Linked DNA regions of Homo sapiens: region 1 is linked to region 2. A link is a contact called in ENCODE Hi-C or POLR2A ChIA-PET data. All regions are on one chromosome and are shown on one strand. Each heading gives the region's core, a stretch centred on a gene start or an enhancer-like site at or near the end of the contact. The rest is flanking DNA. Distances are from core to core; before and after follow the strand shown. Region 1 holds the start of FOXO6 (forkhead box O6). Region 2 holds the start of ZC3H12A (zinc finger CCCH-type containing 12A).

Region 1 (3,585 bases), core at 536-3,035, 3.9 Mb before region 2:
TCGAGAGGCCACAATCCAAGCAAGCCCCTGTCCCCTCCTAAGGTGGCTCCCCCCTTTCCACTGGCTGGCACTGAGGCCTCCCTGGGGTACCCTGCCCCTCCCCCAGCCCCTAAATGGATCTGGGCTCCGACAGCTAGGGAAGTGGAAAAAAGCATCCTGGGTGGGTATGGACAGATCCCCAGCTCTCAACACCCTGTCCTCACACCAGCAGGGGCCATCACCAGTGACCCCCATCCTGATCTAGGTAAGGGGGGCAGCAGCCACCCCATGGAGAACTCAGATCTCAGGTCACCTGCCGAGTTCCCCACTCCAGGCTGGTTGGTGCCCTAGGGTGAACTCTGGCACCACAAGAAGAACTGTGGGCCCATGGTCACACTCCTCACCCTGGGGACAGCTCCAGGAAGCGCAATGATAGAGATTTGGGAGGGAAAGCCGGCATTGGCCCCAAGTCATTATTCCAGCGCTCTAAGAAGGGTGCCCTGGTGGAAAGGGTAAAACAAGAGTCACACAAAGCAGACTTGGGGGAGGAGGGGGAGGCTCCCCAATGTCCGCGGCCTGGGAATGGGTTCCTCTGCTATGCCCCCAAGGACAGGGTGGGGACGTGCCTCGGGGACGCCTCAAAGCGGCAGTCCCTTGTCACCCTACCAGACCTCCCACCCCGCATCCCTCCCCGCAAGGGAGCACGCACACAGCTGCTCCCAGTACGCCCCCGCCCGTCCGCTGGCCGGCCCCACGCCCTGGGCGCACACTCTGTGACCCCGGGGGGTGCCAAAAAGCCCTCCTTCTGACGGCCCTCCTGGAGCCCAACACACCTAGCAGCCCCTGGAAGCCCCAGTCGGCGTCCCCAGCCCCCTCCCCAGCCGGACGCCCCCACCTTCCAGCCGGCCGAGCTGTTGCTGTCGCCTTTATCCTTGAAGTAGGGCACGTAACGGACCATCCAGTCGTAGATCTGCGAGAGCGTGAGCCGCTTGTCCGGGGCGCTCTCGATGGCTTTGGTGATGAGGTCGGCGTAGGACAGGTTCCCCCACGCGTTCCGCCGAGAGCTCTTCGCTTTCCGCAGCGGTCCGACCTCCGCGCCCAGGGGCGGCGCTGGGGCCATCGCCGGGGCCGTAGCCCGGCGCTCCGGCCCGCAGTCCTCGGCGCCCTCGGCCACCCCTGCGCCCAGCGCTCCGTCCTCGTCGCCGGCCAAGTCAGGCTGCGGCAGGGGCCAGGTACACGAGCGCGGCCGGCTCTGCGGCGCGAAGTCCGGGTCCACGTCCACCTGATGCGCTCGCAGCTTCGCAGCCATGGTCCCGCCCGGCTCGGGCGAGGAGGGGAGGGAGGCTTCGCGGAGGGTGGGCGGGCGGCTCCGGGATCTGCACGCCCCGGGGAGGCCCGCGGGAGGGGTCCCTGGCGGCGCTGTCTCAGCCGCGGGGCGCCATGGGCCGAGGCGCGGAGGCAGGGGGCTGGACGCGCTGGGGAGCACGAAGGGAGGGAAAGACCTGGGCAGTGAGGGGGCGGCGGCCCGGGAGCCCAGCGGGCACACACCTCGCCCAGCCCCGCTTCTAGCACCTGCCGCCTGCCTGCGCCTGCAGCCACCACCGCCACCGCCGCTGCCGCCGCTCCCCGGGCGCCGGCCCTGCGCACGGGCCCTGCTCTCCCGGGACGAGGCCGGATTGCACCATGCCGGAGCCCGAGCCGGTGCCGGAGCCCGCGCCGCCGCCGCCCGGTGAATGCTGCCGCCGCCGCCGCTCCGGCTCCAGCGCCAGCTCCCGCGCCTGCCGCGCTCAGCGCCGGCTGCACCTCGGGATGGGCGGGGGACGGGGAGGGGGCGGGCCCGACGCGGGAGGGGGCGGGGCGTTTCGCCTGCGGCCGCGGAATCCTCAGCCAGCCCAGGTGCCCCGCCCGCGGGCTGGGAGACCGGGCGCTGAGCTCCCAGCTCGGGGCGACCCCGCCGCAGCCCCTGCAAGCAACAGCGCCGCCTACGGAGCAGGGGCGGAGCGGCTGGCGCGACCCCGCCCCCTGCTCGGCGCGGAGGCGGGGGGGCTAGGGGGCGGAGCCCTAACACTCCCATTGGTCCGCGGCTGGACTGTCCTGCCCATGGGCTCGACAGGATCCCTCCCAGAAGCGCGTCACCGGTTATTGTTACAACCCGGGGTTTCCCGGGGCAACGGGATGGGGCGGGGCTCAGGGCACTGGCCCCGCCTTCTACTCCGGAGAGGACTGCCCCGCCCTCTGTTTGTAGACTCCTGACGTTCCCAAGTCTCCGTTCCAGGACTCTGACAGGGAGGATGATCGAACTCTGCTCTTCTTTGTGCCCTGGACTGAGCTGGGGAAAAAGAATGGGTCAAGAATACCTGGGTTCTAGGCTAGGCTTTGCCACAATTCTCGCTCCTCCATCCGCAAACATGTTCTTCATGGTGCCTGTGGTCATAGTTTTAGAGCTCCAGTTCTCAAAGTTTGACGCAGAGCAGAATCATCCCCTAGAGCTTGTTAACATTGCTGGACCCCAACTCCAGAGTTTCTGATTCGGCAGGTCTGGGTTGGGGCCCCAGACTTTGCATTTCTAACCAGCTCCCAGGTGATGCACGAGAGACCACACCTTGCAAACCATTGTTTTAGAGTCTGTGGGAGGTTCTTACTGCGGTTGTTGGAACAAGCACTTGTCTAAAGTTCACAGTGTTTGGGGAGATGCTTCTCAATCAGTTCCTGGATATTTATTGAGCACCTCTGACGCACCAGGCACTGTCCAGGGCTCTACAGTGAGAGCAGCAACTGAAACAAATGAGGTCCCCTACTGCATAGACTAGTCAGGAGTCAGATGCTAATCAGATCATCACATGAGCTCAGAAGGGCGAGGCTAGCCGAGAGGTTGGGCAGTCCGTGGCCTCATCCTACAGGCTGCTGAGCTAGGTTTCCCAGTCACCACTGCACCTGCTGGCCTTCGCTCAGGGTATTTATCCCCTCTGCCTAGAACACCATTTCCCCGCCGCAAGGCCCTCATCAGAGATTCTCCCACTCTTCAAAGCTCCGTGCAAATGTCAACTTAGCCCTGACACCTTCTCTAGCCCCAACTCCCAACACTTTCTGTTCTCTGCTTGCCCAGACCACTTGTTGAGCTGCCAGCAACACCTTGTGCCCCTTTAGCACAATATTCCTATTTTGCCAATCAGGAAACTGAGGCCCAGAATGAGCAGGTGATTCCCCTGGTGGCATGGCCAGGACTGGAATCTCAAGCTCCTGATTTCTTTACCAGCCAGTACCTTGCTCCTGAGGACGCTGGAGATGCGAAGGTCTCTGGGCAGTGGGAGGGCTGAGCCCAGGCCATGGGAGATGGCCTCCTTTCTCAAAAATTTCTTCCTTCCAGTTTAGGACCTGAGGAGCAGGGCCAAGGGTGAGGGTGGGGGTGGGGCTGGAGGAGCCCCTCCTCATTCCCCAGGGTGGGAGCAGGACTTGCTTGCAGATGCCTGGCGTGGCATTTGCCTGAGTCATATCCCAAGGCAAGGGTGGGCATGGGAAGTGCTGGCTGACGACCCCTCCGATCCATACACATACACACATCCTCCAGGTGATTCTGTTTAGAGTCACAAGGAGCCTGAAATCATT
Region 2 (3,856 bases), core at 719-3,218:
GCTCGCCTGAGGCCAGAGCATCAGGCCACCTGCCCACAACCCATGTAAAGCTGGACCCAGCCTTGAGGTCACTCTTGGACACAGTCACTGGACCTGTTTTCGTGGGAGCCCAGGTCTGAGACAAGAAGGCCTCAGAAGCCCAGCCCCTGAAATAACAACAACAACTGCTACTACCACTGCCTACTACCACTACTATGGTTCCTGAACGCTTGCTCCTCTCCGGGATCCGCACACTCCCTCCTCACAACACCCACCTGAGATCAGGTTCCGAGGGGTGAGTGAGCAGCTGCCCACGGGCTGGTCCCCTTTACAGCCCTGCCTCACATTACAGGAGAGGAGTGGAGACACAGTGCTGGCCTCAGGGAGGGACCCACAGCATAAGGTAAGCTCTGCGGACAGAGGGACCTGGGCTGGAACCCTGCCTCTGTCACTTACCAGTAGCGCGACCCTAGCCTCATAAAAGGCTTTCCCTCCCTCTAGACCAGTCCCTAAGAAGGAAGTCACTTCTTCCAGCCCACCAGAGCTGCAGAGACAGTCATCCTTCCATGTGTCCTGGCCACAGGAGAGATGCGAACCTCATGTGTCCTGGCCACAGAAGTGACACTTACCTCATGGCCACGTTGCTCCCATCGATGACCACTGGTCTCAGGTCGCTGCCCTCCTTTTCCTCTTCTGGGAGTGGAGGCTCCAGGTTGGGAGCCTTAGGGGTGCCACCACCCCGCGGGACTAGAGGGAGCTGAGGGCAGGGGTCCGGTGAGGTCTGGCGCTCCCGCTCGGTGGCTGTCCCGTGTTTCACCAGCTCACCCAGCACCGTGTTGGTGTCTGCCTGGACGCCCAGCTTCTGCAGGACGCTGTGGATCTCCGTGGATGAATAGCCCAGCTTCCGGAAGAAGTCCACCTTCATCTGCAGTTCCAGGGCCGAGGCCTCCTCAGCGGCCAGCTCTTGACCCGGCCTTGGGGTGCCCTGACGGCTGTGGCTGTCCTCAAATTCCCACAGACTCATGGTGGGGCTGGCTTCCAGGACAGGCTTCTCTCCACAGGGGCCACTCATAGCTCAGACTCCTGGAAGGCCCCGCGCCACAGCTCCTACTGAACAACCAACAGGGTTAGGGACGGTGAATAGCGCTCTCTCCTAACCTCCCTCCCAAAACCACATCCAGCAGGATGAGGGATTGGTGGCACTACACACTGCATCGTGTTATTAGTTCAGGTTGTCCTCTCAAAAGCTCTCCCAGCTAGGCATTCCCATTCCCATTCTATAAAGGGAGAAACTGAGGCACAGACATTAAAAACGTGCTCAAGGTCATCCAGCTGTTAGCTGGTGGCTCGAAGATCGGAACTTAGTCTGAACTAAGACTGGAACTACCCCAGCTGTAAAGCCTCGAACCCCCACGCCAACCCAGGGGACCCAGAAGGCAGGGACGGGGCTCTCAGATGGAATCCTGGGGCTGGAAGTGCGTTGCGGGGCCCAAGGCTTCCCCACTGAGGCCACCACTTTCGCCCACCCGTCCGGCACTCAGAGCTCAGGCCCAGGCAGCGCAAGGCCCATGGCCGGACTCCCGGAGCCGGGGAGGGCAAGTTTCTGGGGTGACCCGTGGGGAGAAAAGTTGCTGGAAAACTTTGGTTGGCTGCCGGGAGCTGGTGACGCCGAGGCTGTCCCGGCCCGAGACCCGCGCTTGCTCGGCCCGCGATCCCGATCAGGAACCTGGTGCTCTTCCCCGGCTCTCCCAACTTGGGCAAAGTTGGAGGGGTCCTGAGGCCCGGCGGGCCGGGGAACAGGACCCCGACCCTTCCGTCCCCTCCCCTCTCCACCCCTCCCGTCCCCTCCCGTCCCCTCCCCTCGGCTCGGCTCGGACCCCGCCGGAGCGCTCCCTGCCGCTTCCCCGCCGAGGCCCGCACCCTCCCCGCCGCGCCTCACCCCGCCATGCGCCAGCGGCGGCCGGCGGCGTCTCCATGGGGCCGAGTCCTGGGGGTAAGGACGGCGGCGCCTTTATATGGGGCGGCGCGCGGGCAGGTGGTGGTGAGGCACTGACGCGGAAGCGGGCAAGGGGCGGGGCCGTCCCGGGAGACCGCCCCGGGGGCGGGGCTGCCTCGCCCCTTCCTGCTCCGCTCCTCGCGTCGCGGCCCCGCCCCCGCGGCCGCTGCGCGCCGGACGGGGCCCAAGCGGGGGTCGGAGCCTCAAGGCTGCGGCGGCGACGAGCTCCGAGCGGGACACTGAACGGCCCGTATGCGCAAGATAAGCACGGACTGAATCAGGTACACGCACCTGCCGGGGACGCACTGACCGAGGTGCGGACGGCGGTACCAGGACAGGTAAAGCCGCGAACACTCGGACCTAAGAACTTGACAGGTACACCCTGCCTGATGAAGCTACGTACGGCCAGGTGCGCATCGAGTGAATCAGGTACGCGGAGGTTGGTCCACGCACCTTGGAGGCAGGTCCATGGTTATAGACAGGTACATCCAGACAGGCACTTTTCAGATGGAGTCAGGCCCCCTCAAGACACACTGTGCTTAAAGCCGTCACACAGAGGTTGGCCACCCCCGGGGCCAGGTACACTTTTCCTGAAATCTGTACTTTACTAGGACCAAAAGGCAGGTTCAGTCAGCAGATGCACAATGACCGAGGCAGAAAACCAGGCAAAAGAGGGCCATTTACCCCAATCACCACATGAATACTGTCCACACAAGAATACTGTCACCCATACCGCAGAACTCACTGAGCGCCCCCACTGGAGGAGCACCCTTGCTCCATGAAGATGCTTTTAGTTTCCCAGGTCAGACCTGATCCCTCGCATGAGCACAGCACTTTACAGGCTTACACTCACGGGCTTACAGACAGAGGTCATTATGCTGATGTTACCCTTGAGAAATTCTGCAAAGGCTAAACTGCCCCAGCTGGAAAGACTCGAACCAGGATGGAGAGCTCCTATTCTAGTGCTCCTATTATTTGCCATTTTTGTGAACCACGAGTGACTGAGGGCAGAGGGGAGCCTGGCTTCCTATGTGTGTGTGTGTGTGTGCGTGCGTGTGTGTGAGTGAGAGAGAGAGAGAGAAAACACAGAGCCCACACGCTGGAGGACAGAGCCACATGCCACCAGTGCTTACTATGTGCCAGTCCTTTGTTACATTCTCTCTACCTCATCATAGGCATGTATCCTATAAGTGCTAGTGTTATAATAAATACTTGTTTATTGTAAAAGACACCATAGACACAACTGTACATGTACAGCTTAAAGAATAATAGTAATAATAAAAAAGCCATGTATCCATCACCTAACTTAAAAAATAGACCAGTGCCAGTACCTTGAGGCCCTCTGGGTGCCCCCATCACAGCCTCCTGCCCACATCCTGAAGAACTAGTTTCCTGAACTTTAATTGTGCTAGTCATTCTCTTGCTTTTTCTTGTAGTTTTACCACCTCTGTATGCATCCCTAAGTGGGATATTGTATAGTTTTGCTATTTTTTACTTTGTGTAAACGGAGTCATTCCATAATTATGTGACTTCCTTTTTCATACAGCATTATATTTTTAAAAATCCATTTTGATTGCCTGCATACCTGTAATTTATTTTACTACTGAATAGTGTCCCATTTTATGAATATACCACTGGTTACTTATTCAGTCACCTGCTGTTGGATGTTGTTTCTAGGATTTTTTTTCTATTACAAAGACTGTGCTTTGGATATTCTTGTATGTATCTTAATGAAATTGTACAGTGGAGGAAATGGATGTTCAGAGATTCAGAAAGGTGAAGTCACCTGCTCAGGCTCTGGGGGCTGGTGGAGCTGGAACTCATGTAGCTCTCTCCAAGGCAGTCCATCTCCCCATCCACACCTGCTTGTTCGGGAGGCCA

The links. Hi-C counts contacts between places; a loop is a spot of excess contacts on that map. ChIA-PET counts read pairs that join two places held with the same protein, here RNA polymerase II (POLR2A). Pooled maps may share reads with other maps.
Region 1: a loop to region 2 is called in a map of B cell, with 14 times the contacts of the local background. The contact joins the promoter of FOXO6 here to the promoter of ZC3H12A in region 2. A Hi-C loop is called at or near these places in 1 of 168 maps with a recorded cell type or tissue (B cell) and 4 of 50 pooled maps. POLR2A ChIA-PET finds 5 or more read pairs at or near these places in 1 of 52 experiments (activated B cell).

What each region holds. Positions count from the first base shown.
Region 1 is chr1:41,359,634-41,363,218 of GRCh38, reverse strand. FOXO6 (forkhead box O6) reads right to left here and starts at 1,785. Exons shown (of 3, transcript NM_001291281.3): 1 at 875-1,785. The coding sequence starts at 1,288. RefSeq lists silencers at 1,070-1,289, 1,490-2,149 and enhancers at 1,948-2,242, 2,310-2,379.
Region 2 is chr1:37,472,692-37,476,547 of GRCh38, reverse strand. ZC3H12A (zinc finger CCCH-type containing 12A) reads right to left here and starts at 1,968. Exons shown (of 6, transcript NM_025079.3): 1 at 1,919-1,968; 2 at 609-1,089. The coding sequence starts at 1,051. It overlaps LITATS1 (lncRNA induced by TGF-beta and antagonizes TGF-beta signaling 1), which reads left to right and starts at 2,105. Exons shown (of 3, transcript NR_038842.1): 1 at 2,105-2,404. RefSeq lists an enhancer at 1,024-1,123 and silencers at 1,774-2,233, 2,694-2,793.